5 separate regions of the Homo sapiens genome follow, and all the other regions are linked to region 2. Evidence: chromatin loops called from intact Hi-C (ENCODE). Cell type or tissue: gastrocnemius medialis. All regions are shown on one strand. Links, peaks and the distances in the headings refer to the core of each region. The heading gives the core; the rest is flanking DNA. Region 1 overlaps AOPEP (aminopeptidase O (putative)). Region 2 overlaps AOPEP (aminopeptidase O (putative)). Region 3 holds the start of MIR2278 (microRNA 2278). Region 4 overlaps AOPEP (aminopeptidase O (putative)). Region 5 has its middle 9.4 kb from the start of MIR3074.

Region 1 (5,798 bases), core at 536-5,535, 140 kb after region 2:
ACAGCGTACATCTAGTCATCACCTGGCACCAGGCACCAGTGGTGACCCCTGCCTGAGACAAGGCTGGCTCACTGCTAAACTGTAGCATCAGCAAGCTTGGCTTACTGGAATATGTGCAGTCCTGCCTCTGTAGCCTCTGGGTTCAAATACCAGCCTTCCCATCACCAAATCTGGGACCTTGAGGGAACTTTGTGTCTAAACTTCTCATTTATAAAATAAAACAAATACCTATCATTTGGGGTTGTTGTGAGGACTGAATGGGATTTGAATGTATGTAAGCCACTCAGCATCTGCCAGACAGACTGGTAGTCTAGAAATGAAAATGATTATTATTAATTCTCGATACTCTTCTCCTTAAAAAAATTCATGTTTTGACTGCCCCCCTTCCCTTTTAAAATAATTAATGTCTTCAGCTGGGCGCGGTGGCTCACGCCTCTAATCCCAACACTTTGGGAGGCGGAGGCGGGCAGATCACCTGAGGTCAGGAGTTCGAGACAAGCCTGGCTAACATGGTGAAACCCCGTTTCTACTAAAAATACAAAAAATTAGCCAGGCATGGTGGCGTGTGCCTATAATCCTAGCTACTTGGGAGGTTGAGGCAGGAGAATCGCTTGAACCCAGGAGGCGGAGGTTGCAGTGAGCCGAGATCGCACCATTGCATTCCAGCTTAGGCAATAAGAACGAAACTCTTTCTCAAAAAAAAAAAAAAAAAAAAAAAAAAAAAAAAAATTCATGGCTTCTATTCCTCCCTCTCCTGCCTGAGGACGAAGTGCCCAATCATGTTCCATCTTTCCTATTAGGGGAGAAATCAATTTGATAATGCCACTCCTATCAAAGGGTCACACTTAATATTACAAACTGTAAAAAGTAATGAGTATAATGAGATTGGGCAATGATTACCTAAAGGAAAAATCTGTGGAGAGAGATTCACAGCAGATACGCTGTACTCAGATGACATTCTACAGATAAGTAATCATTCATTCTGCTTCTGGGTAACACGAGCCGTATCTGGCTTTGATTCTATATTTCTACAGGCTTCCTTTTACACTAATTCAATTTCATTTGAAGGTAAATGGTCTAACCCAAAAAACATTACCAACCCCATTCTATGTGGGCTGTGCCATCCCACAGCAATTGATTGCCAAGAGACACTAGTAAACTTTTCCAGCCCACATTCCGCCCAGACAATGGGCTGAGTGGAAACTCAATACAACAGATAAGGGTTGATGACTCAAGTCTCCAAACAAATTTTTGGTTAAATACAGCCTCAAAAGCTAATCACTACATGCACCCCACCCAAGCTAGAAATAGGGCATTCACTAACAGTCAACAACTTAAAGGATCAAAAACTTGGAACTTCAGACACATAAAATTAAACTGGACACAAAGGCTATTGCCACAGCAACATGGACAAATTTTTAAAACATACAGCAAATGTCTTTATTTTTATTTATTTTTTATTTTTATTTTTTGAGACGGAGTCTTGCTCTGTCACCCAGGTTTGAGTGAAGTGGCGCAGTCTTGGCTCACTGCAGCCTCTGCCTCCCAGGTTCCAGGGATTATCTTGCCTCAGCCTCCCAAGTAGCTGGAATTACAGGTACACACCACCATGCCCAGCTAATTTTTGTATTTTTAGTAGAGAAGGGGTTTCACCATGCTGGCCAGGCTGGTCTCGAACTCCTGACCTCAAGTGATCCACCTGCACTGGCCTCCCAAAGTGCTGGGATTATAGGCGAGAGCCCCCATGCCTGGCCAAAAACATACAGTAAACGTTTTGAGAGGAAAAAACAAGCTGCAGGTTCCTAATGACACTGTCCACATTAAGTTTTAAAATATGGCAAGCAATACTAAATACATTCCGAATACACATGAAGTAAAATAATAAAGATACACATGAGAATAGAAAATTATAGTGGTTGCTGGGAGAGGGGCAGGGAAAGGAATGAAATCAGGGAAGGTAACATAGGGAGCTTCCACTGCATTGGCCTGTGTAGTCACAAGGCCCCACTCATCCCACACTTGGTTTAATGATCTGCTGTCACTGTCTTGAAACTCCTGTTAATGTTATCTTTGGACCTACGCTTTGTAAGTGAAATCTGATGCAGCAATGGAGCATGCATGGGAGCAAAGAAGCTTGGTGCAAAATGAAAATATGGGACACACAAATTATGTGTGTCTGCCACCATTTCTCACCACCTCATCCATACTAGCAGTCAAAATGCCCATGAACAAAGAATTCCAGTGGACCCTCAATGCACGGGAATTCGGTGAGACTCAAAGTGAGTACAAGGTAGCCGTGTTACATCTAAAATTGAAGAAAATAGATGTTCTCAAGTCAGCAAGCACAGTCCTTGAGATCAAGTGATTTGCAGGTATGATTACTCCCAGACAACTGCCTTCCCCAAACTGGTGAACTGCACTATTTCTGGTACATCTCAGTCTGGAAAGAAGAGGAAGTCACCTGTGGCCTCCAAGCTGCTTTACTAGGGAATGAGTGACACAGGCCTGCTATCCCAGTTGTTATGACCATTCGTGCTAAAGCAGCCTAGGAATTAGTAATTTTGGTCAGTTGTTTTAGTCAGCATTGGATTCGTTCATTTGCAGCTTTGGAATTTTTCTTAGTCATCAACAAATCTTTAAATTGGTGGTCACTGTCTGTAGGCAAATCTCCAGAGTGTTCTGTCAGAATGGAAAACAGCCAGGGGAGCATGGGTTGAGAAAACAGGAAGGATTTATATTATAAACATGTTACTCTGTCCGGCCTCTCATTTTCCTGGCTGGTCTGAAGTTATAGCTTTATTTGATACTTTGACATGGTTGAAATGAAAGGCAACTGGCTTAAATTACCTCGTTACAGGGAAGTGACTGCACCAGTATATAAGAAGCCAGGTTTATTCACCAAGAAATGTTCCCTGATATTCCGAATCAGAACAGATCCTATCAGGGCTGGGAAGACTTTCTGAAGAATGATAAGGGGTGCTGACTACAGTTTCATTCTAACTTCAGGCCAAGGTGTTTGCAAAGGGAGCATTCAGCTATCCTGGCTAGAAAACTAGGTGTCTTCCAGTCAGGAAAAGAGTCTGACAGAATAAGAAATCAGAAAGAAAAGCAAATCTACTCTTCAGTGTATGAGGTGAATGTTATCACTGTTTTAATGTACATTCAAATAATATGGGCTACGCAAAGTAGGAAGAATGCCTCAGATACAGTATTTTCTTTCCCTCTGTGAATCGTGTGGAACAGGCAGACTTATACGTGGACTGCTGAGGCTGACACTGAAGTGACCTCTGAAAGCAAACAGGCCAGGGAAACTGTTACGTAAACTGAAATGACTAGACATTCCAGGCCACCTCGGCCGAGAGTGGGCCGTGCTGACTACAGCCTGGTACCTGGAAATAGCAAGTACTTCTAAACAGAAAGGGGATAAATGCAAATCTTCTGTGATTTTACATTAAGCGTTGTATAAAATTTTGTTAAGTGAAGGAAATCTAAAACACTTCAAAATTTCAGAGAAAAGCTTTATAAACTTGATAGGTAATAACAGAAAGGCTTTGCTGTTTCAAATCTGAATGGTAGGAAGTAAATTTAATCAAAATAGCAGGCAGCAGACTGAAAAGTATATAATACAATATGGACTAATGTGTCATTAGCTCATCTTCACTGCAATGAGATTAGCTTCCCATAGCATCATAATTAGATCTTGGAATTTTGCTGGGTTAGATTTATGTCCAAATGACATACAGCCAGAAATAAGTTTCATGCATTTCACACCAACATTTTGACTTATTTTAAATAAGGCTGCTATTAAAAAATCCTCACATTTTATAAACTGATTATGAGTCACCAAACTCTTCAAAATCCCTTAAGTAAACAGTCTAAAAAATCCAATTTGAACACTGGTTACATTGATGCTGGCTGTATTTTTAATCAACCAATAAGCTTTATTTGTAAAACCAAAGATTTGGTTTGAAAAAGACTTATATTTGATGTACTTCACACCAAAAATTTCCATATTCAAATAAATTGTTTTTATAAAAATCCTACAATTCTATATACTGATTGAAATCATCAATCTCTTCTAATGCCTTTTCTTAAAGTAAACAATCTAAAATTTTGAAAGGTAGCTTCCTTGATGCTTGAAGCTACCTTCAAATTTTAGATTTTACATGTAAAGCCTATTAGTTTATTAAAAACATTATTATGATTAGTTTTTAATGAACTAGTAGACATCATTTGTAAAATTTAAAGTTTGGTTTCCAAATGCCAGGAGGCCTGGGTAGAATCATCAGAGAGGAGTCCTGTATTTCCTTTGTGCATGAGAGTTAATAGGATTAGGGCTGGAAGAATTGAATAAACCCTGAGCTGGTTAAGATGGATGTATCACATTTCAGAGTCCCCATTTCATAACCGGCATGCCCCACATTTCACAAAATAAAACACGCTGGTGAGCTTATTTAAATGATTCTTCAGAAATACACTGATTTCAGAAACTTGAAAAGGGCACGCATGTCCATCTCCCCCTTGAGCCACATGGCTCTTTGTGTGCTCGGCCCTCCTGGCTTCAGGCCGACTCCTGCTTCCCAGTCAGTGACTCCTTGCTACGGTCTGGTTACATGGAAAAAGAGAATAAAGACTTTTGTGTTCGGAGAATTTCTGTACGTAAATTAATAGTTTCTAATTTTCACAATGATGCCATTTGCAATGGCCCTCATCTCTGTAAATGTAGCAAATCTGAGTTAAAATGCCAAAGACCTGTTACCTTCCTCTAGATCCTGTCATGGAACAGGGGTCTGCTGCTTTCTGCTATCAAGGTGGTTATTATCAAGTATAATTTGCGGTTGGAAATGTTTGGCATTCCTGTCTAGCAGTAGCCCAGATTGTTTAGAATAGATTTTTACATAAGAGTTCCAACATCTGTCTGTTTTAGGTCAGATTTCTGTGAGAACCTATGCATATAGTCTCTAAACATATGCAGCTGTCCAAGATTAAACAGGAATGGTTTCTTGCATTACAGTGACAACAAAGGGTCAAGTTTAAATTAAGAATATAAAAATAAGGCTAAGAATGGTAAGCAAAAGGCATTTCCACCCTACAAAATGCCAAGTAATGTTACCAATTAAAAGTGGGCTTGAAAGCAGTTTAAGCCCTAGCCTAGCAAAAGACTCACTAATCAGCAATTTATAACACCAATATGCCTATGGACTGAAATGCAGCATTTCAATTTCATTACAGATTCCTTTCATTTGTAATTCCTGTTACAGAAATCAGTTCGTTTGAAGTGAAGAGTGGTTATTAAATAAAAGCTGTATATAAAACTGTGAAGAAACTTAACATCAAATTTTGGAAAGGAAGTAAAAAAAGAATTAAAACAAGCTGCGATGCTCTTAACAAAGACACACAAAACCTGTTACTAGGAGAGTCGTTTGGTCAAATTTCCTGTTTTTTCCTAAGTCCTCATTTGTTTTAAATATGTCGTCAGCACAGAGTTTATTGCTGTTGATTAACGTTTCTACATGTAAAATCCAGAACCATTCTCTAGGATTTCTTATTTAAAGATATTCCAAACAATGCAGATTCCCTTTTTTCTCCAGATTCTGGTCTTCATCATAGTTAGGAGATGATAAACCATGGATTTAAATAGCTGAAAATTAGTGTTAGACACTAGAAAATTACTCGAGTGTGTGTTAATGAAGGAGTCGTAAAATGAAGATTGTATAAAATAGCTCCTTAACCCTAAGCAATTTTAGTACAAGACTCCAGAAATCAGCGTGGAGTGTTAAAAAGTACATCAAATCAAA
Region 2 (5,798 bases), core at 555-5,554:
AAAATACCAAGCAAGCCATAATTCTTTTCCTTCTTTGGGTATTTTATGATCTCATTCATCACCTCACAAACATTTAAAAAAACACCTAAACCATTAAACACAACTTACCATACCATGCTGAGGTATGGTCAGAAAACTCAAGTCTGTTCCAAATCACAACTTTTTCTATTATTCTTCAACTGAAGTGACATATATGACCCTCTGTGGAAAAAGAAAAGGGGTGGGGTCCCCCTTTTCATGCACACTGAAAGTCCAGCTACAAACAACTATATTCGCAGGCTGGTTCCTTTTCCAGCTCTCTCAGAAGCTGCCCTCTGGTATCCTGACGTGCACTCTGCAGCTCTGGGATCACCTTTATTCTGATGTGCTTTGTGCACATTCTCGGACGCTGCAATGCCCATACTAAGGCAACATAGCACAGAAATTGGCAGCAATGCTATCAGCAAGAATTTGGCTTCAGAATCAAGAGTGATTCATCATACATTCTAGCAGCAGAAAAACACACCGCTATTTTAATCCCTTGCTGGTATCAAGAATCAAAAAACAGTGAAATGTAATTAAGCAAAAGCAACAAAAAAACCTATCTGCTGTAATATTTGTCAAAAAATTATTCACTTTTACGAGTTTTCCGCAAGTCACTTAGAAAACAACGGGCTACTTACCTTATTTCATGATATTACAATGACAAATCAAGTTTTAATACAAAATCAAAAGACAGGCAGTCCAAACTTCTGCAAAGTAACATACTGAAATTCTAAACTTGGGCAAACAAATTTCTCATCTGCTTTACAGTAAATAAAATTCCTCCTAGTGTTTTAAAAGTAATCCACTTCTTTCTTCTTCTCTCTCTATTTCTTAGATGACTCCAATTTAAAGTCTAGGTGAGAGAAAGTACAGCATGGAAACCTAATACTGTGGGCGATTTATTCGGAACACTTTTCATTTTTCAGAGGTACCTTAACACTGAGATAATAAACACTGCTGATCTAAAATAATAATGGAACCCACTTAAGTCCGATTGCTGTATTTAATGAGCATGAAACAAATTTCATGGGCTACTCTCTCCTAATGAGACTATATAAATGATCATTAGCCTTATCGACCAATATTTCTGTAGAATTTCCCCATATATTAAATCTATGGTTTATTATAACAAAAACTTTTTAAATTAAACACTACTCTATTGTCATGACCAGGTCCTCACGGGGCAGAAGCGGATTTACCAAGACCTGCACCGAGTACCGTCTCGGGAACCCCTACCTTTTCAAACACCTCTTCCTTCTCCCTGCGCTTCCGTTTTCGGGGTCTCCGGTTCACTCCAATCCATTTCGTGACCTGAGGTTCAAAAACCACAGCATTTCAAAGAAGGCGACAGGGTCCTGACGGCCATCCCCCAGCGCGAGAAAGCAGAGACCCCCGGCCTCGCGACCTGGTCTTCCCCGCACCTCGGGAGGCCACCCGCGCCCGCCCGCGGAACTCGCCGGGCGCCTCACCGCAGGGGCCGCGACCTTCGTCACGGCCGCTCCCCGCGCCCGAGCCGGAGCCTGGCGGGTAGTCCCCGCACCCGCGCGCCGCAGCGCAGAGCCAGGGCCTCTCGCCAGCCGCGGTCTCGCGCCGGCGCCACCGGGGCGCAGGGACCGCGCCGCCCGCACTCACCTCGGCGCGCACTTGCCGCGCAAGCCCGCACTCCGCCCCGGCGCGACGCTCCCTCTGCAGCGGCTGCGGGGGAAGAGGACACAGTCAAGTTTACCGCGGGAGCGGCCCCGGCCTCCCTGCCCCGCGCCCGCTAACTCGGCGTGCCCGCCCCGTACCTCGCCCGCGGCCGGGGAGGACGCAGCGGCGGCGCCGGAGCCCGCGCCCTGCGCCCGCCCGGGGTCCGCATCACCTCAGGCGCGGCGCGGGCGGCGGGCGCGGGGCCTGGGCGGCGGCGCGGGCGGGCGGGCGGGCACCGAGCGGGGGCGGGGCCTGCCTTAAAGGTATAGCGGCCGCGCCGCCTCCCGCAGGTCGCCCTCCCGCCCGCGCCGGCATTGTATTGTTCTCCCCACGAACGGCGTGCTCCCGCTCCCGGGCTCCGGCCGCCCCGCGCCCCCGCGCACCTTGCCCCCGCCACCCCTCCCCGGGCTCCGGCCGCCCCGCGCCCCCGCGCACCTTGCCCCCGCCACCCCTCCCCCGGCTCCGCGCCCTGCGAGCGGCTTCCCGGCAGCGAGAGGGGCCCGCGCCGCCCGCCGCAGGCTGGAGGGAGCGGTGGCGGGGAAGGAACCCCGCCCGTAGCCAGCGTAGCGCGCTCCTGGAGTCGGAAACCTGGTCCCGGTGGCTTTCGCGCAGGGAAAGTAACTTTCCTAGTGGAGTTTTCTCCGGGACCGGGTTCTACGCCCTCGAGTAGACGTTTCCCAGTGGCCCCTCGGGGCTCCGGGCAGCGGCAGGTGACCTCCCGGGGGGCGAGGCCAGGGCGCAGAGAAACCCAGCCCCGCGCTCCCGCGAGTGTGGACCCGCAGCCCTCAGACTGCCGTGGACCCCCAGAACCACTGGGTAGAATTTAAAAAGAAGGGGTCAATCTGTTTTCATAATTAGGGAGAAAGTTTACACTTACTTTATAAAAATGTGCGATACCCCAAGATTTTCCTCCACCCGCCAAAGGCCTTCTCATCCGCATCAGCAGTTGCTGGAACCCGCCTGCCGGTGAGGGCGGGCCGGGGCGGAGAGTCGGGTTGTCCTGTTGCTTGCTGGGTCTTGACCATCCCTTTAACTTTATCACATTTCTTTAAAGAAAATCTGTCTTGCCCTCTCTTTATTGCTACTCCATCCTTCTTTCAAGATCAAAAGGTTTAGATCAAAGCCAAGATCAAACTCACTACTTTAAATAGCAGCAACTTTGCCATGGAGTATTTTACACAGAGGAGCTTAATGGAGACATCAGGAATTTATCCCTTCATTCCATATTCATAACTGGACTACTTAAAATTACACGGATGATGTATGTCTATTTCCTAAAACAAACAACAAGTCTGCTCAAATGAGGGATTCTTACTGTTTCCAGGAATACAAAAAAGTTGAAATCTAGAGAGCAATATAAATAGACGTGTTAACCATTTTGCGTCATTATTATAATAGCTAAGTGCTACGAAATGTGTGCTCATTTGCTAGAGATTTTTCAATGTGTTATTATATCTTTTAGTATAGACTGTACAGCCATCATATACAATTTTTTACTGTAAAGGAAATATATATAAATAGTTAATGGTTTGGAAATCTTGCACATAGGCAGGTAAATAATTATAAATGGTGAAGTGGATTATTCTGAGCTGCTTAATTTTAAAGGGAAAGAGAACTTTAAACTCTTCAACCTTTTATGCTGCTAATAAGAGTTCCACAATCAATAGAAATCTATCTTGGCAGGCACTTCCTTTTACCCACTAGAATTTTTTTCCTTGGGAGTTCACGATCCCCAGAAACTGTGATATGAGCCATTCAATATTGATGTACTAAAACAGTGCTCTGCTTAAATACAGTTTTTCAACATACAGTCTTGGAAGAAACAAAATCCAAAATAAATTCCAATAGTCCAGTAACAGGAATAAAGACAACTATTGCAAATTAAATCTTACAGACTTATATGAAAGCTGTTGTTAACAGCTGGGTACTAGTTATTTGAAAAGTTTTTTCCCTTTGCAGTTTTTAACTGGTTGCAGTCACACACGCGCGCGCGCGCGCACACACACACACACACACACACATTCTTAATTCTATAAATCCCATTGAACCACTGGAAAGATCTTAGAAACTGAGACCTGGAAACCCTGTCTTGCTCTGCTACTGACACAGTCTCCTTTCTTCCTAGCACCCAGATCATGGATAACCTAACGGTTTCCGGCATGAGCTGAACAAAGGAAACAGCCTACTGTCACTCTGCTCTTCTAGGATTTTGCTAAGTAGGAAGCAAAAGCTGTGACCCATCCTAATTGCCTCTTGTCTCGTTTGTCCTTTGTCCCCCAACTCTCCTCCCAATTGCCATCCCAGAATCCATCCTCCACAGAGAAGCCAGAATGGTACGTCCAAAGGTAATTCAAATGATACCACTTTGCTTCACTGAGAATGCTTTTCCATCTCTTCTTTGCGTGGTAGCCCACTTATCCTCTAGTTCTGGGTTTAAGCAGCGCTTTTGCAGAAAGGTCTTTCCTTACTCCCCAGTCCAAATTATGTCACTCCACTATACTTTCTAATAACATTCTGTTTATTTCCTTTAGAGTGATTCTTAGAGCAGTTTTAAGTTTATAGAAAAACTGAGCAGAAAGCAGAGTTCCCATATTTGTACCCACTCACCAGCTTCCCCATATTTAACATATTGCATTAGTATATTTATTATAACTGAGGAACCAATATTGATACATTATTATTCACTAAAGTCAAATTTACATTAGGGCTCACTCTGTGATGTTCAGTTATTATAGCTCTTTTAAAAATGTACTGAACGTCTCTCTCCCCAGCTGGATTTTATGCCCCAAGAAGAAAGAGATCCCGTATCTTTTGTTCTTGATTTTTGTTCAGTCCACCAGAAACATTGCCTGGCATATACTAGAAATTCAATAAATATGTTATATAGTGAATGGAAGGATAAAGGAACAAATGAAGGACACCTAAAATTTCAAGGGGGAGAAGTCTTAAAATGAATATCTTTCTAATTACCTCCTGTTTGTTTCACCACTAAAATGCTTAATTTGTAAAGAGGCTAGAATTTTACATTTTTACAAAAGGGAGACCATGGGATATTAGTTATATTGCCAGGGTAACTTTATAAACAGGCTGTGCACGGTGGCTCACACCTGTAATCCCCGCACTTTGGGAGGCCGGGGTGGGAGGATCTCTTGAGCCTAAGAGTTCAACACCATCCTGGGCAACATAGCAAGACCCCTGTCTCTACAAAAAAAAAAAAAATCAGCCAGGCATGGTGGTGTTAGCCTGCGGTACCAGCTATCTGGGAGGGTGAGGTGGGAGGATCACTTGAGCCCGGGAGGCAGAGGCTACGGTGAGCCATGATGGCACCACTGCACTCCAGCCTGGGCAACAGAGTGAGATCCTGCCTCAAAAAAATATTAATAAGTAAATAACGATAAATTTTAAAAAATTGAAATGAGAAAGGTTCCTAATTCTGTCACATATGAATCACTAAAATTATATTCCAGCATGGTGCTACAAGCTGAATTTAATCTAGAATGAAAGATTTACATATTGCATGACACGGAAAAAATACTTTTCTATTGTGTTCAATCCAGCCTGAACACATTTCTCCTGTTGTCTACCTGAATCTCCCCTTCTTCACAGGCTGATGCCAATGAAGGTAGGGTGTAGAGAAACTGGAAGACCGCTTTTTTAAAAACTGGAATTCTATAGTGGGGGACAGGTATTCTAATTACTGTCTTTGAGAATGTAGTAAAAGCACTTTAAAGCTGTCTCTTAAAACAGATGTTTTCTATCTGAATTGTATCTTTAAAAATGCCTCATCCAGTAGATACGCATGTTTTGAAAGGAAGTTGTTCTAAGAAACTTTTTTTGTCAAAGCAGTTCATAATAGCTGAAGACAACGTCCGAGGCTGAGGAAAATACCATTGCTTTAAAATTATTTAACCTCGTGATTGATTGGAGATTACTTTTGGAGGGAAAGCCTTTTTCAGTTTTCTTCCTTTTCTTAGACAAAGAAGAAATTCCTCCTATCACTGGAAAAATACAGTGAGACCAACTTCACATTGTTACGGGTGTGTTTTCTCTTCCTGCTTCTACTTCATGGAGGGGGCACAGGACAG
Region 3 (5,798 bases), core at 402-5,401, 200 kb after region 2:
TGATTAAAGGCCAGGCGCAGTGGCTGACGCCTGTAATCCCAGCACTTTGGGGGGCTGAGGTGGGTGGATCATTTGAGGTGAGGAGTTCAAGACCAGCTTGGCCAACATGGTGAAACCTCATCTCTATTAAAAATACAAAAACGAGCCAGGTGTGGTGGCGCGCACCTGTAATCTCATCTACTCGGGAGGCTGAGGCAGGAGAATCGCTTGAACCTGGGAGGTAGAGTATGCAATGATCCGAGATTGCGCCACTGCACTACAGCCTGGGTGACAGAGCGAGACTCTGTCTCAAAAAAAAAAAAACAAAAAAACCCTGATTAAATCAAATGTAGGGGCCCTAAGACATTCTGCGGGTTATTCTAAATCACCCCCTTACTTTTCCAGAGAAGAAAATTAGGCCAGGGAGGCCCAGTGACTTGCCCAAAGTCCCCGCCTGTGACTGGATGCAGTTCCTAGGAAGCACGGCCTCCTTCTGAGCAACAGAAAAGCAGGAAGCCTCACCAGGGAGCTTTCTCACCCATTCACCGGCACGCTCCAGCCTCTTCCTGACCTTCTTACCTGTGACATGACGGCAGGGTCTGGAGTCAGTGCAAGCTGTCTGGGTGATACCAGTCCACACAGTCCCCAGGCAACACACACTGCTCTCCAACACCTGCAGCACAATCAGCTGGGAAGACCTGTTAGCCTTCCAGATACCAAGACTGCGGCTCAATTCACTGAGTCAGTCTCCAGGGTAGGGCCCAGGCAGCTGAAGGGAGCCCAGGGCACGTGCCAATTCTTTGGGATAAAAGTGACAGAATTTACTTTCATAATTGTTTTTTTCTCATCCTTTTACATTTTCTATTTTGTGTATGTGTTTTATAGTGTACCTAATATATTAACATTGTACTAAATGCATATAACTTATAAATAAATAAATATAGATATATGAATTGGGTAATTGCTCAAAAAGAGGTCTATAAACAGAAAAGCATGGGGGCCTCCTGCACCAAACTGTGAGTCCCAAGAGGGCAGGACCTGTGCTTCCTCACTGCTGTAAAGCAAAGCCCTTGCCCAGGGCCTGACGCATGCAGGTCAGGTCCTCACTCACCACTGACAGAATGAAAGGCGAATTCCATCTCCAGCTGTATCATGGACTCCCAGATATTTCTGAATAGAATCATCTCCCAAAGTGTGTTTTGAGGAGGTGGTTTTTTTGAAACCACAGTGGTTCCATGAAATGCTCACTGTAAAAAGGGCTCCCTCGACACAACAGTTGGGGGAATACTGCTTATCCTGTCTCTGTCTTCAAGATGCACAGATATACCAGGATATTAAATCAGGATCATAAGAATATTAAAGGCTTTCTTAGAAGCCCTCCAGTAAAGAATCTCTTTTAAGTTTATTTAATCCATTTATTTCCTAAACTAATTAACCTACAGTTCCTTTTCCCACATTATTAACATTCCATAAAACTAGTCTTCCTTGAAACCAACTTTAGAAACTCCCAATTTAGATTTAGGCTAAAGGTCTATACTTCCTCATGGCCACAGCATCATCAGCATTCATCACACCTGTCCGTTGATACATGTTTGTCGAGTGAGTTCTTGGCTTTGTCCATCCACCCCTTTCCAACTGCGCTTTCAATAGGATGTTCTAAGATTGCACATCTATGAAAAAAGGCAAAAACTGCAGCTGGCTCATTCCCAAAGAAAAGCACCATCCTTAGGTCCTCAAGATGTCCTTTTAGAGGAGACCTACTCAAAAACTAGGACCTGCCAACCACAGTTTCCAACAACTTAGCAAGGTGGGCTCCAAGGAGCACAGGCCAAGGGTGGGTAGGACCAGGCTCACAGGAGCACCTCCTCCTCCTTGCCTACCCCAAGTCTTGGCTGGGGAACCCAAATATCATTCACACTTTCTTAGAATGAAGTTCCAAGATTTCCATTTTATGGTGAGAAACAGGGAGGTGATTATTCTTAGCAAGCTAGCTGGGAAGGTAGGAGCAGATTTGGTTTGTTCAATGACTGCAGATTTGGCATTCTGTCTTCTGGGAACAATGTCTAGACTTTCCGAGGAGTCACCTCTATAAATAGCATGGTTAGTTAACCAAGAAATATAACATGTTCTACTCTGAGCTCCACTCTGGGGTTAAATCAGGGCGGATTTGTGCAATGTACCTCAACTCCCACTTGGTATTCAATTTTTTTTAAAAAAAAGTAATCCATTTTTGAAGGGGGCATCCCCCTCACATCTGTGGCATTTTAATATAATAATGTTAAACTTCTCTTAAAGAAAAGCTGAGGCTGGGCACGGTGGCTCACGCCTGTAATCCCAGCACTTCAGGAGGCCGAGGCAGGTGGACTGCCTGAGCTCAGGAGTTCGTGACCAGCCTGGGCAACATGGTGAAACCCCGTGTCTATTAAAATACAAAAAATTAGCCAGGCGAAGCAGCGTGCACCTGTAGCCCCTGCTACTCAGGAGGCTGAGGCAGAACTGCCTAAACCTGGGAGGCATAGGTGGCAGTGAGCCAAGATTGCACCACTGCACTCCAGCCTGGGCAACAGAGTGAGACTCCGTCTCAAAAAAAAAAAAAAAGAAAGAAAAAAGAAAAGGTGGCTGAGACACTCTTCCAATTACTTATTAGGGGTGAAATGTAGAGACAAGGCAATTTCTCACCCACTTTATGCAAACAGGCCTCTATGGCGCAGAGGTGGGCTCCAGCTGCATCTTGGCAATATTCCCTCCAGCAGAGCTGTTCACACATTGTACTTTGCCTGAGGACTTTCCAGAGTTGGTGTTTTCCCTAAAAGAAATCTACCCTTAAAAGAAATACTTACATAGCTCCATGACCACATGCATACATCAGCAGTACAGAAGCTGGTAGTATTTGCTCACTCTGTGTAGTGGTATAAGGAGAAAGAGCTTGCAAGATTGGGAATATCCCAAGTTAGGTAACTTTGTGCACTGAACTCCATTGTTCTTTTTCACCCAGGGAGTGTGTATGTTCTATTCAGTAATGATGCTTCGGTAAAGAAATAAGTGGCAAGGCGGGGGAAAAAGCCTTTTCTTTGCAATGGAAAAAATGGCAAGGTGGTGCTGACTGGCCGTCTCAGGCTCAAGGACTGGAAGACATTAGGAACCTAGGATGACATCAATAGAGAGATTACAAACGCAGGTAGAGGAATGATTGCTTCAGGAAGGCCTTTCAAAGGCCTGACAATTTCTCTTGAAGGATGGCCCCAGCAGTGTTCTCTGAAGGTAGGACTGTCAGTCTTTGTGTGGGGAGAACAGTTCAAAGAAAACCAAACACTTAAGCATAATCTTTCAGAGGGTGAAGAATCATGGTATAATGATGATAAGATGCTACTTCTCGATCTGACAAGCAACACAGCTGTTTAATGGCAAAAAGAAGATTCTAGTTAACCCAAAAGCTGTGAGTTCACTCTGCCTGTTGCTCCAACAGAAGAGAGAGAGCCTGGCCCCCAAGAACTCATGTGATCCAGGAATTTGCCTGGTATCCAGATTCTATGGCTGCCTCAAAGCCAGCCCACAGTGAATGCTGATCTTCAATGATATCTTCACTCACAGGGTCAGTATGGTTTCTGTGTGGAGACCCTAAATCAAGCACTCACTGCCTTAGAAACAGTTACACATCAGCCTTGCCTAAGTCTGGACCACCAGACTCTTGACAGCCATCACAAGATGAGGCCATTTTACTTGTCTCCCTGACTTCCTGCTTCTAAGTGACTTTGGGACATTATATATCCTCTTAATACCCGCTCTGTAAAAAATGGAACATACACACACATTCTCACTACCTACCTTGCTTAGTACAAAGTGGTATTGTCAAGACGAACAAAATAATCCTGGCCAAGGGCTTTCAGGGTCCCAGAAGAACATCACTTTATGAATACCAGTTACTATTTCAGGAACACAAAAATGAAAGAACCAGAACACATTAGAAGGGGAAAGCCCCTACCTATAACATAGGACGCAAATAAAGTCAAATAATTTTCTCAAGAAGGATAATTGAAATAAAAGAGAAAATGGAGAAAGTGAACACAAAGAAAGCAACAAAGGGGAAGCACACATGGGCATAAATCACCTTGCATGTGCCTCACAGCTCACAACTCATTCTGTTTGTTCATCTCTACAGCAACAGCAGGGTTGCCAGTAAACAAGGGATTAAAATTTTACAGAAAAAAAGGATGGTATGAGCTGCTTTCTATCATTCACACCCACCTGTTTGAAAAAGCAGAGAAGAGTTATACCACACAACAGGGGAAAGAAATGCCCATTCAACATCTTTTTAAAAAACAATCCATGCAGAAAGAAAATTGAGAATTTATTAAAATCTGAGAAAGAAACGACAACAATAACAAGAAACAAAACCCACACACAAAACAAAAATATGCAGCACATCGGAGAAAGTAGAGAAGTTGGCAGCCATGGTGAATTCAAAGGCATACTAATTTAAGGCTCAAAATCTGATTCCTGAGGCAAAGAATCACTATGGCTGCATCTTGCCTTGAAATCAGGGGGTCACATCCCCTGAAATCTAAAGAAGGATTGTTTAAAAGTAGGGTGGTTTTGGTTTGAGGGATCAAAAATTCAAGTAAAGCCAACAAAGAACAAACAAAGAAAAATTCTCAAAGCTGTGAAACCTTGCTACTTAAGATAATGACAGAAATTTATGACTGCTTCCTTCCCCAGCAGAAAGGAGCATAATTAGAAAGCTGAAAACAACAGGCCCTTTGTACCAGCATGTTATGTTTTGCTTATTCTATTACACATTGGCTGGGAGATAAGAATAAACAGGACAACACCCTGTCTAACCCGGGAGGAGGGAGTGGAGGAAAAGGCTGGTTACATTCATTCTTGGGCATGTACGTGCATACCGTTTATTTGCAAATTGAGGTACTTAAGAAAATTGTGCATGCAATAGTCAGGAACTAGTATAAACATTCAGAAGTCTTTTATTGCACAATCAAACCTTTTAAGAATAAGCCTTGTGTAATAGGGAGCTTTATAGTTTTTCCTCATAGTGAAGCATGTTGTGAAGATTTTAATAATTGATAATTTTTTCTATGGTCTTTAATTGTCAATCCTATTTTCATTCAGTTGTTGTTGCTTTTTTTAAAAAAAAAAACAAAAAACAAAAAACAAAAAACCTTTCAAACTAGGATGAGCAAATAAAACTAGGATGAGACACAGCTTCCCTCTCTGTGACCAACGATGTCAAAAACCCTTGCAAAGAATCAATCAACAGCTGCCAGGGGAAGAAAACGTGGTGATCTGAGACTTCTCCCTTCTCTACAAAGGGACGGTTGCCCGTCTGGGTGCCAGGTGTTCTGATAGCTTCAGCCATGGAGAATTCTGCTCAAGAACAGCAGCTGCTAAGCCAATCAGGTTCTCATTAGCCAGTCGGGAGATGGTATAGGTATCTACGGTCCCAAGAAAAAAAAAAAAAAATTTGATCTCTTCCCATAACCCGTCTGCCTAGAATGATGGACCTGACTTAATCTTGCCATTTCTTAGTGACTCACTTGCTCCTGGCACCCAAGCTCACTAAGAACGGGGCTAAGGAAAGCCATTTTAAGACCTCACTGACCTGCCACCATCCTGGCCTTCATTCTACTCCTCCAACCCATGAGAGTGGTTCCCACCTTGAGGCCTGTGGACCGGAGTGCTTTTCCACCAGATGGTCACAAAGCTGATTCCTTTTTATTCTTCAGTCTTAGCCCAAATGTCACCCTTTAAGGAAGCTTTTCCCTCTCACCCTAACGATGCTATTGATTCTCCCACTGTGACACTTA
Region 4 (5,798 bases), core at 377-5,376, 89 kb after region 2:
CAAGCTGGGGAGGCAGCTAACAAGATGAAGGAGAGAGAAACTGAGGTTAGGGAAGTAGCAGTGATACTATAGGGCAGTGGGCAGCTACGTCAGGGAAGCAAACAACGATGCCAAGGCTAGGAGCTCCAGCTTTATGATCTGGTTTAACTTCTAAGTGCTCTCAGAGGAGGCTTATGGTTTCATGTCACATGGAGATGTAAATGACAGATACCTGGATCCTAGCAAGGTTCAAGGTGGGTGCTCATGGGGGCCAGGGAAAGGCTCCAAAACACAGCACAGACGACACTGGGGAGGAGAGAGGCATGAGGGCGGAAGGGGAGGCTGGGGACACAAAACACTGTAGCCAGCTTCACCATTTGCTTTAGCGTTAGCTGTGGCCTATTGCTAGCAGGAAAAACAGCATGGCAACGACAAAACATGGAGACCACCTTGAGTCTAGGAAACACAGAGACCACCTCTGGCTCAGTGGCAGCTCTGCAGACCATACAGAAGGCTCAGCTACTGACCAGCAGAGCAGCGGATACATCCCTTCTGACCCCAGGGCAACACATCCCGAGAGAACGTTGTGGAGACCTCAGCCCTGCATACGGAACAGGGCAGCACTGCTGTCTGACTCTCAGGAGTTGGCCTCACCTGCCTCAGCTGCTCTGCCTTAGCCTGGGGGTGGGGTGGGGGCAGGTTCTGCCGGTTATGGTCATCAAAAAAGCTGCATGTGAAAGTCTCAGGTTTCAAAGCTAAAGAATCAGAGGGAGAAACAGTATTTTATTCAGTTTTTCAACTAGATTTGGACTCCTTTCCCTCTCTCAATGTGACAGTACATGTTCTGCCTTAAACATTCCAGAATCTCATAGATGAGAACAAAAAATTTGTTTTTGAACAAATTTTGAACATTCTGTTCATTTAGTTATACATTTTGGAGACTATAGATTTTGGTTGTCAGGGGACACACCCATACCCACACAATATGAACAAATATTTATTGTAACTGAACATGTCTTTATTTATTTATTTATTTATTTATTTAATTTTTTTTTTTTTTTGAGAGGGAGTCTCGCTCTGTTGCCCAGGCTGGAGTGCACTGGCGCTTACTGCAACCTCCACCTCCCGGGTTCAAGCAATTCTCTGGTCTCAGCCTCCCGAGTAGCTTGGGACTACAGGTGTGCCCCACCATGCCCAGTTAATTTTTGTATTTTAGTAGAGACGGGAGTTTCACCATGTTGGCCAGGATGGTCTTGAATTCCTGACCTCATGGTCTGCCCGCCTCGGCCTCCCAAAGTGCTGGGATTACAGGCATGAGCCTGGCCCTGAACATGTCTTTTGAATCATCTATAAATTACTTATGAATGAAAGCTGTGTATTTTCTGCAGGATCTGGGGAACTCTTCTGGTAAGTAAGTAATTAATGTGAGTAACCAACTAAAACATGTCGGCAGCCTCATTGGAGCACGCAGATGACAAAATGTGATTCCACTCCCTCACCTCCCCACGGCCCCCACCTCCGTCCTCCCCAATCAGGGCGATGATGTTTGTTCCCATAAAAAGAGCTAATAAAATTAGCCTCCACTGTGATACAGGGAAAATCTTTATTTAATAAAATAATGTGTTTTGCTCCATTTCCAGAACAGCAATAAAATGGCACAACTGAGAGCCGTAATAGCTCATCCTGGTGGTTTTCACAGCGAGCACAAGTCTGTCCCGTGTGGCGGTGTGGAGGCCTGGAGGGCTGCTTTATGGAGGGACACGTTGGGGCAGCTTGCAGCCATTCTCAGCAAGGACAGTTTGGTGACTGCTTTGCTTTGAAATACACTCTTTGGGTCCACAAATCAAATCTTCCCATGTTCCTTGTCTGGAAAAAGTTGTGGGGATTTCCTAAAGTGTACTCAGAATTCAATTGGTGAGGAAGGCATTCATTGTTTCCCCAACTGACAGCAAGAAGCCAAGCCCCAGTCAGGCCCTCTGCAAATCTGAAAATCCAAGGTAGGGTCAGGAAGCTGTTGACTTGCCCTGCTGGGCTGGTGAAAGCAGACACGAAGTAGCAAGGCTGGTCTGTACAACAAGAGGCCTGAGCGCAACAGAGGCACTGCCGGCTGACAGAGTTCAGGCAGCAGGACATTGGGGTGGAGGCAAGTGTGGGTTCCCTGCCAGACCACCACACTGTCAACTAGATTTCAAAGCAAGGGTAACTCTGGTCAGGCAGCAGGACGTCGGGGTGGAGGCAAGAGCGGGTTCCCTGCCAGACCGCCATACTGTCAACCAGATTTCAAAGGAAGGGTAACTCTGGGTAGGAACAAGCAACAGAGTGGCCTTGGGGAATAGCACGTTAGAATCAATTCTGCTAAATCAAAGTTAGATCCAGGAAAAAAGAATTGAAGGAAGATGAGTTCTCATATTCCCTGATGGCTGCGTGGTGGCAGGAGCGGTGATGATTAGAGCAGAAAGAAAAGAAAAAATAAAATGATGATACTAAACACATATATTGTTTATTTTCTCCCAGGCAAAGTTCTAAGTATTTTATGTTCGTTAACTCATTCAATTCCAGCAACCACCCCATGAGGAAGAAATTATTATCGTGCCTATTTTACATGTAAGTAAACCAAGCCACACAGAAATTATGTCACTTGCCTAAAATCCCAGAGTTAATATGTGTCAAAGCAGATTCAAACACAAGCAGCCTGGCTCATACACATGTTTTGCTTGATCAACACCAGCGGGTATCAGAAGCACCGGGAGGTAGGTCCGCTAGATAAGAAAACAGCACACGTACTCAAATTTGAATTTCAGATAAACAACGAATAATTTTTTGGTGTATGTTCCATGAAATATTTGCTAAAAGCTGGCAGCCCTACCTGAAAGGCTTGTTAAAACAGATCTCTGGGCCTCACCCCAAGAGAGTTTGTTTCAGTAGGCCTGGGTAGGGCCTAGGAACCTGCATTTCTGTGAAGTTCCCGGGTAATGCTAATGTGGCTGGTCCAGAGACCACATTGAGAGCTGCTGATCTGCACTGTGGTGGCTGCACAGCATCAGCTTAAATAGCAAAAACTCATTGCCAAAGTTTATAAATGGGAAGATTTTATCCAGAAATCCAGATTTTGACATTACATTAAAAATTTGAAAGATGTGGCCACACTAGGCCCAGGTCTTTTTTAGAAGTGGGCACATATTTATCCTGTACATACACACACACACACACACACACACACACACACACACACGTCTAATGCCAAAGGGCAATATTTTATCATTTCCTAAGAACAATAATAAGCATTACAGAGCATTTCAAAGATAGGATTTTATCAGGTCCCTGTTATGATTCATCCTGGTGAAATCCGAGAAGCAGGCAAAACCTGCTTTGGAGTCCCTCATCACAGGCCTGCATTCTTATGTAGTAACTGCAGCTGAATCGGAGCTGGTCCTTTCAGACAGGGCTTGGGCTCTCCAGTTTGCTGTGGTCCCAACTTCTCCCTCCCGTCTCCCTGCCATTGGCTGAGCCTCCTTGTCATTTATAATCATGTGTGTGGTTTTTTTCCTTCTTATCACAGGATTAAAAAGTGAAATATTTCTTACATCCATGTCTCCATCAAAAGTAGACCAAGTGTTTCTTAGAGGATGCTCTATCCAACCCATTCACTAATTTATATTGCTGCCTGGCCCCTTAGAAGCATTAGGATTTAAGCTGTTTTGTTTAGTTTTTCTTATGAAGAATTCCTATTTATGGCTATAAGATGATTTAGCAAACCCTTCATGCAAAGGGCAAAGACACAAACTTCTGCCTAGCTCAGGTTGATCAGACAAATTCCATATTACTAAGGGTGAAATTAATTGGGTTTATTGTATTTGTGAAATCCAAACACAGTTTCAGTTATTACTAGCCACTAATGGCTTATAATGAAGGCAGAGCTTGTTAACTAAGCAAACAACTGGCATGTTTGTTTAAAGTGTAAATAGAAGGAAAATTCATGAATTAAACGAATGAATTCACTGATTGTTCTCCCTTGGCTGTAAGGGGGCATTCAGCTGCCACAATATATGTCACCACCTTTGTTAAACAAATTCGCCTGCTCAAGTTATCTTTATCCGGTCAGAGACCGTCTTAGTGGTAGCTTAAAAAGTAAATGTCTCTCTTAATTTTTCAAAGTACTCATCTGCATCAATAAATGCCACTAAGTATAAGGGATCACCTGGCTATTGGGGATTCATAAATAATTGAACTTTTAAGAATAACAGCATATTTCCTAATCTCAAATTATGACTCCATGGATAGACCACCATGGCACGCTTGTCGAGATAAGGAGACAATATCCTTCTTATTTCCCAGGGTGGTCCTGGAAAATATGTGACAGATGGTCATCCTCAGAGGTATTCAACTTAACAGCATGTCCCTCTGAAAGGTAATAAACCTCACCAGAAACAAAAATAAACAAATAAAAGTCTCTCCAAAGTCTCTCCAAAGTCTCCTGATTTTAACTAACCTTTCCATTTAAAATTATGAGCCTTCTATTTCTTCTCCCCAAATGGAATGCATCAGGTTTATTGGATATCTACAGCTCAATCCCATTTCTCTGGATGGTTCCCTTGACTCATCATTCTTTGCATGTGTTCACCGTGGTGAAAATGTGGGCAAGGATCCCAGGAATTCCTTTCATTCTAAAGAATTCTGCCTGCCCATGTCCCCATTCCTAGGTGGTTACCTTTTTGTGATCTGAAAGGCACCCGGGTCTGTTTGGAATGTATTCAGCTGCAAGTAACAAAAAATACAATGAACACTGGCACACACTGGAGAGGTTTTTCCTTTCTTGAAACAATATCACTGGAGTGACAAGACCTTGCTGGGGCTGGTGCAGTGACTGGCAGTGCAGCGGGAGCTGGAGGACTTGCTATACTCCCACTCTCCATCCTTCCTGTGTGCACTTCTTTCCTCATGCTTGCCCCTCATGCTCACGGGTTGACCACTACACCTTCATGCACCATGTTCGTGTTTAACATGGAAGAAACGCGCTGTGCCAGCAACAACGATCCCTTTCATCAGGAAAGCAACTTTTCCCAGGGAGCCCATAGCCGAGATTCCTACTCTTTAGTCTCTGCTAGCTGTTAAGGCAGCATGGGAAAGATGCTTTTTGGTGTTTTCTGACTCTGTAGTGGAAGATGGACAAGGAATTGGGTCTCACACGGTCAGCCATGGCACCGTAGTGTAGCCCTCTTTCTCATAAATAGCAGAAAGTCATCACTTAGGTCATCTTTTAGAACGCAAATACTTTAGGAAGAGATAACGCACTCAACTCACACTGAAGTGTTAGTAACATATCACATTCCTTCTTTCCAGGCAGGGGACATTCTGAGCATGGGGGTCGGGGGCTGGGCAAGTCAGAGTACCTCAAAGACACTGGCTACCTAGTACCCAACTTAACTGCACGCTGGCTGGCACTTGCACTTTCATTTTACCTTCATACCCTCACCAATGACCAAACACCTAACAAAGCTAAGAGCGGTACTATCTATTCTAGTGGTTTTTAAGAACTCGGTCTTTGGGGACAGAGCTGGGGGTCAACTCCTGGCTCTCCCTCTTGCCAGCAGCATCAGTGCATTGGTTTCCTAGGGCAGCTGCAACAAACCACCACAAGTACGGTGGCCTAAAACAACACAAATTTATTATTTTACAGCTCGTCAGGTCAGAAGTCGGACACAGGTCTCACTGGGCTGAAATCTATGCTGCTGGAAGTCCTTGTGTGTGTGGTTGACTGGAAGGGGCACAGGGGTCTTCTGGAGTGCTGGTTATGTGCATTTCTTGGTCAGGGTGCTAGT
Region 5 (5,798 bases), core at 258-5,257, 92 kb before region 2:
GTCCTGCCTGGTGTCTAAGTGGTGGGACAAGGTGCTAGGACAGAAATGGGAGCTAGGACAGAAATGGGAGCTAGTCCAGGGGATGGGAGGAAGCCGAGTTTTCTGTTGAAGTGGAGAAGTTACGAATGGGGTCTTGACAGGGAAGCCAGAGAAGAAGGGACCTTGGTGAGCCTGGCAGAGTGAATCCACCCAAAATGCTGGGAAGTCAAAACCGAGCCTGGCCTTACGCTGCCCAGAGGACGGCGGATGCACTGGAGGATTTGCACAGTGGGAGCAAATGTGAGGAATGTTCTCCTTATTCAACAAGGAATCCAAAATTTTTTTGCTTTCCAAGGAAGAAGAGAAACAGTTCCCCGTGCTTCTCCCCTCGCCTTTTTCTTCCTCTGTTTCCAGCCCAGGACCACCTCCCCCAGCCCGGGGGCTCGGGTGCTAAAGTTCTTCCCTCTGCCAAATGTTGGGAAATCCGTAGATTTTGTCGAAAAATCCTAAGTCATTAATCATCGCTAAGCCATTTTACAACCAAAGAACAAAAATTAAGATACAGTAAGTACATAACATGTCTTCAAGCCTCCTCCTAAAATCCAGTTCCACAATTGGTTTATACCATGGGTCCAAATCACACCCCTCAAGCCCAAACTGGTAATGGAGAGCTCATAGCAAAGGCCTTCCCTCCCGCTCCTGTCATGGTGTCTTACTGCACTTGCTGTTCTGGGCAGGGAATTTGTTCACCCAGGACTTTTGGTTGCAAGCAACAGAAACGTGCACTGAATGCTGAAAGTAAAGGGGAACTGATGAAAAAGGTATTGGGCTGATGAGGCCTGGTGTGAGCCGGCCAGCAGCAGTCCCAGCCTTGCTTCAGATGCTCTGGCAAGGCCAGTCGTGCTGCCCAGCCCTTCCGGACCCCACTCCAGCCGGGAGAAAGGCCCTTGTGCCCACTCCTTTCCACACCCCTGCCCAGGTGCATCAGATGGAGGAGCCTGGGTCAAAGGCCTGCCAGGGATGCTAGGAAATCACGCATCTGGCTTCAGCTTCTTTAACGTTATTGGGTACCTTGGATACCACCAAAAGCATCACCCAACTACAGGAAGGGGCCAAACACTGGGCAAATGGAGACAATAAAAATGTCTCCAGCTCATTACAGCATCTATACTTTAGCCTATGCCAGAGCATTTTAGAAGGTTGCGTCCCATGAAACAGCCCAGCAGCCAGCACCAGAACAGGCAGAGGTGAGCCTTTTCAGAAAGATGTTTTGTAGGCACCTAAATCTGGGTTTCTTAAATGCAGCACCATGAGCACTTTGGACCAGATGCCTCCCTGTTGTGGGGGTGTCCTGTGCACTGCAGGGTGTTGGCAGCATCCTGGCCTCCACCACTAGGTGCCGGTGCACCCCTTCCACCAGTGGTGACAAAACTTTCTCCAGACATTGCCCAATCCCCTTCCAACCGAGGGTACTGCTGTAACTGCTGGCCTCTCCCTCTGGAACGACATCCTAGACACAGACACTAACGGTTGTAGACACAGCGAATAGACAACCTGATTCCAACATTCATATGGACAGTAAACGTTCATGAACAGCCAGGCAAGCTCTGAAAGTGAAGCGTACCACGCACTGACACATACTTTGGTGTGAGGTTCTCATGAAGGGAAACATGGGTGGGGCTGAAAGGGCCCCCGTGGCTGCAGCCAGCGGCCAGCTCTCAGGCCTCATGGGCCGACCTCCTCCCAGCTCACATGCTCCTCCTCTTCTCCTGACCCCCTCCTGGTGGGCGCCCTTGGACTCCACCTAGAGGCTGGACCCTGTCCTGCCCGTGGCTTCACATGGCATCTCTAGGCAGAGGGACCACACCTGCCCCTGGATCACCGGCCCGGAGAGCCCGCCGCCTGTTGGGCATCACCACTGGCGGTGTGAAGACCCTCTCTGCTTACCACATCCCAGGTGGGCCCACCTGCTCCACCCACCTCCCGCACCCACCAGCTCCCCATGTTGCCGATGGCCATTCCATCCTGCCAGGGACTCAGGGCGAGTTCTGAAGCCACTCTTGACCCCTCCCTTTCTCCCACCTCCACATCCAGCCCGTCGGGGAGCCAGGAAGCTGGCCCTCTGTCACTCCCCGCTACTCACTGCCTAGGTTTCAGACATCATCTCCCGCCGAGTAAATCACGTGTACATGTACAGAATTTAGTATAAGATAAAGACATTGCCATCAACGGGGAAAAGATGGTATCAGGAGTAAAACTGTTACAGAATAAGCTCCCCAGCCCTCTGCCTTTCCCAGCGTCGGCATCTGGAGCATGGCTCGTTCTGGGATCTGTGTGTTCTGAGAAGCCTCTAGCAGTTCCCCTGCTTCGGAGAGGCAGGGAGGCTGCAGCCACTCTGGGGAGATGCTGCATTACTTACTTAGATAAATAAGGATTTCGCTTATAAAATTGAAGCTTCCCTCCTCCCAAAATGCAGAAAGCATTTTCTGGTCTTTCATTTAGAACTTCTTTGTTCCTCAGTGGTTTGCAGATGGTCACACCCTGTCCAGCCCCGGCCACTCCCTCCCGGCCCACCCACACCCCTGCGTGCAGGTCACTGCCTCAGGGCAGACTCTCCAGTCCTTTGGAGGGAGGAAGGGGAGCTGAGAGGATGCCGATCTCACGAAGAGGGGGCGGGACCCAAGGCTCCAGCGCATCCCTGCGGACTTCCATGCCTCCTTTCAGGCCAGGCCGTGGGGACCCCCCACGCATCTCCCTTGGCTGTGTCTGCCACAGGGAACCCTTTCCATGCCCAACGCAAAAGCAAGAAACCACAGGAGAAAAGGTGGGTAAAACTGGCCATACAGAAATCAAAAGCAAACTCACCAAAGTATCTCAATACACATGGTAAACTGAGGGAAGAAGAAGTATTTGCAGCACATGAAAAAAGCGAATTTCCTAACTTCTAAAGCTCTTCTACACATCAGTAAGGAAACAGCTGCCAGCTCGAAACGCACGGGCAGGGACACACACGACACAGGGAACGGGACGGCAGGGGCTTTTCCACAGCGTGGCAGAAGCCCAGGTGCTCCCAACCATCTCCACGGCAGCTTGGGAAACACTCAAGGCTGATGCTCCCCATGCTGATGACAGAGTGCGGAACAGGCAGAGGAAGGGACAGGAAACTGGTACCACCTTTTCGGAGGACAGCCTGTCAAACATCCAAATTTATCAGCACCGTAAGATAGGGTGAAAAAAATCAAAATAGAAAATTGACTCTGGAAACAGTATGGTAACCTAGAACTCTGATCTATCCATTCTGCCTCTAGATGTTTACCCAAAAGAATGCAAAGTAACAGCTGAGGAAATCCTGGACGCCATGTTCCTGGCAGCACTCTCCTGGACAGCCAAGAGGCAGACAGCTGCATCCGCCAGCAGCCAAGCCAGTGCAGAAAGGAAACGTGGTCTGTGTGTATGGCAGGATGGTCCTCAGCCTTAGAAGGCAGAGATCCTACACTTTGGGAGGCCCAGGCAGGCAGATCACGAGGTCAGGAGTTCAAGACCAGCCTGGCCAACATGGTGAAACCCCGTCTCTACTGAAAATACAAAAATTAGCTGGGCATGGTGGCGCACACCTGTAATCCCAGCTACTCGGGAGGCTGAGGCAGGAGAATTGCTTGAACCCAGGAGGCAGAGGCTGCAGTGAGCCAAGATCGTGCCACTGCACTCCACTTGGGCAGCAGAGTGAGACTCTGTCTCAAAGAAAAAAGAAAAAAGAGGCAGAGATCCTGAGCACGCCACAGTATGGAGGAACCTGGAAGACTTTATGTTAAATGAAATCAGCCAGACATAAAAGGACAAAGATTTTATGAATCCTCTCATATGAGCTCCCTAAAACAGGCAAGCCTCAAAGACAGGAAGCTGCATGGTGCTTCCCAGGGACCTGGGGGAGGGGAAGTGGGGCACGAGTGTTGAATGGGTCCCGTTTCACTGGGGAAGATGAAAAAGTTCTGCAGGCGGATCGTGGTGAGCTGCACAACAATGAAGACACCGAGGCTGCTGAGCTGGGTCCTGACACATGGTTATACTGGTCAATCTTATGTGTATTCTGCTGTAATAAAAGCACTAAGATCGAAAAAGATTATATATCCTTTCTCCAAGGAGCAGACACCCAGTTCTCCTGACCCCACTCCCTCCACTGCAGACTGCAGGGATCCACACTAGTGCGCACATCTAGGGCTTTCCCCGTGGATATGCCGGCGCCTGTGCGTGTGCAGGATGCGACAGCCAACAACCACTGGGGCAACTCAGAGGTTCACATAAAGATATAAATGAAAGGAAACAGAGAGGGAGGAAAGGGAGAGAAAGGAGAAGAGCAAGAAAGGGGTGGGGGAGAGAGAGGAACGAGAGAAAAAAAGGAAAAGCCTGCGTGCAAGCAAGTGCACACTCTTACCCTTGAGCCCGGGCCTGCTGTCCACTTCACACACACTGACCCAACAAAGTCAGCTGAAGCTTACAGAGGAGGAAATGCAAACACAGAGAGGCCGAATAATGTGCCCAAGGCTACACTGAGGCCATCTAGCAGGGCTGGGACTTGAACGAAGCCCCCAGAAGGTGGGGTGTCACTGCCTCTCGAGTTACAGCGCGTCCATGCAATGCAGCCATCGACACAGAGAAGCGAGCGTTATGTACGTGCCAATCTAGACCCGTGTGAACACTGTGCCACCCTCCGTGTATAAAGCAGGGCCTGCACACGTGCTTGCCGGCGCCAGGGTGGAGACGGTAATCAACTTCATTATAGTGATTTGGGGAAGAGACTAGCTGAAAAGGCAGAGAAAACTTACTTTTTGTTTACATATTACCTATATTTGTTTGCATGTGTGATCTATGAGAAAAATAAGTTGTTATCAAGTATGCAAAGGAAGACTCTTTGTTTGCTCTAAGAGAGGGCTGCCGTTAAACGCTGCCCTGAAGGGAAGGAGGCCAGGCACCATCTGTAACTTTAAAAGGAGACAGCGCCATCTCTGATCCTTGCACCGTAGTCACCGTGGTGGTGCTTTTGTTTCTTATTCACAGGACTTATGTTCTACCATTGGACAGAATTTTCTAGAAAAAGTCTACTTACTATGACTGGACGCATGTGCCCTGACATTTGTTGGGCCATGACCCAGCTTTCCAAAGACCCATCCTCCATCTGCCAGGGCCCTGTGCTCATCATGGCTTTCCTCCTGTACGCAAGTCCTCTGCCTCAGCTGTGCTAAAACCAAGTTTCTGCAGTCACTTCCTCCACGCTTTTAACTTAGTAAAGCAGATACAATCATCAAACTATAGCTCCTTCCCCATAAATTATCTGTGTTTTCTTTACAACCCAACATAAATGCACACTTGTTCCATTCCATCAGCAATCACTGAAACGGACTCCGGCCTCATCTCTGAGTTATGCCGTAATTCATGTTCTTCCTGAGCCTCCCTCCCTAAACATAACTGCAGCTGAAGTCCCTGGGGACTTAAATCATAGGGTCAGAATGCAGAAACCTCAGGGATCACGGGTGAAGAGTGTGGTGTCTTAGCCACAGAGGGCTTCCTTGACTCCTGCCTTTCAGAGCTCGCCATGAGCGTCCGATCCAGTCGTCAGGAAACGCACTTCTGTTCTGTCAGACCTCGTTGTGGCAAGGGAGGACTATGAGAGCAGAAAGGAACTTTCTGGAACTCAGGACTCTTGGCAGTGAGTCAGGGTCTGACCATGGGCAGCTTCAGCACCCCACCCACACCCCGCTGGCAAAAGCACCTCCTCGGCTGCGCTTTAAAGTGGCGGACAGATTCCACAAAGGCCCAGGCTG

The links. A loop is a pair of places that touch in the nucleus more often than their neighbours do. Peaks named below come from ENCODE experiments on the same cell type or tissue, not always from the same donor. Only the 100,000 strongest peaks of a DNase experiment are listed, where the experiment ranks them.
Region 1: a loop joins it to region 2, with 5 times the contacts of the local background. A loop is called at or near these places in 50 of 110 quality-filtered maps.
Region 3: a loop joins it to region 2, with 2.0 times the contacts of the local background. A loop is called at or near these places in 12 of 110 quality-filtered maps.
Region 4: it touches region 2 in a loop (2.2-fold over the local background); 28 of 110 quality-filtered maps call a loop at or near these places.
Region 5: a loop joins it to region 2, with 2.5 times the contacts of the local background. A loop is called at or near these places in 13 of 110 quality-filtered maps.

Annotation. Positions count from the first base shown.
Region 1 is chr9:94,864,903-94,870,700 of GRCh38, reverse strand. All of the region lies in intron 5 of AOPEP (aminopeptidase O (putative)), which reads right to left. Among named protein-coding and RNA genes, the nearest start is that of MIR2278, 58 kb to the right of the region's middle. RefSeq lists a cis regulatory region at 4,496 and an enhancer at 4,412-4,581. In gastrocnemius medialis, for the core only: no CTCF peak of the experiment used is centred there; DNase peaks (open chromatin) are centred at 3,310 and 4,540; H3K4me3 peaks cover 2,715 bases; H3K27ac peaks cover 5,000 bases.
Region 2 is chr9:95,001,079-95,006,876 of GRCh38, reverse strand. AOPEP (aminopeptidase O (putative)) reads right to left here. Exons shown (of 17, transcript NM_001193329.3): 12 at 1,657-1,719; 13 at 1,261-1,335. Among named protein-coding and RNA genes, the nearest start is that of AOPEP-AS1, 58 kb to the right of the region's middle. RefSeq lists silencers at 1,537-1,826, 1,917-2,106, 2,117-2,366. In gastrocnemius medialis, for the core only: a CTCF peak has its summit at 2,686; no DNase peak of the experiment used is centred there; H3K4me3 peaks cover 2,332 bases; H3K27ac peaks cover 5,000 bases.
Region 3 is chr9:94,804,825-94,810,622 of GRCh38, reverse strand. All of the region lies in intron 5 of AOPEP (aminopeptidase O (putative)), which reads right to left. It overlaps MIR2278 (microRNA 2278), which reads right to left and starts at 661; the gene lies at 566-661. In gastrocnemius medialis, for the core only: no CTCF peak of the experiment used is centred there; a DNase peak (open chromatin) is centred at 2,404; H3K27ac peaks cover 3,727 bases.
Region 4 is chr9:94,911,937-94,917,734 of GRCh38, reverse strand. All of the region lies in intron 5 of AOPEP (aminopeptidase O (putative)), which reads right to left. Among named protein-coding and RNA genes, the nearest start is that of AOPEP-AS1, 31 kb to the left of the region's middle. RefSeq lists an enhancer at 702-1,202. In gastrocnemius medialis, for the core only: no CTCF peak of the experiment used is centred there; a DNase peak (open chromatin) is centred at 3,364.
Region 5 is chr9:95,092,604-95,098,401 of GRCh38, reverse strand. It overlaps a transcript of AOPEP not described here. Among named protein-coding and RNA genes, the nearest start is that of MIR3074, 9.4 kb to the right of the region's middle. In gastrocnemius medialis, for the core only: CTCF peaks have their summits at 1,221 and 1,437; DNase peaks (open chromatin) are centred at 3,071 and 3,361; H3K27ac peaks cover 5,000 bases.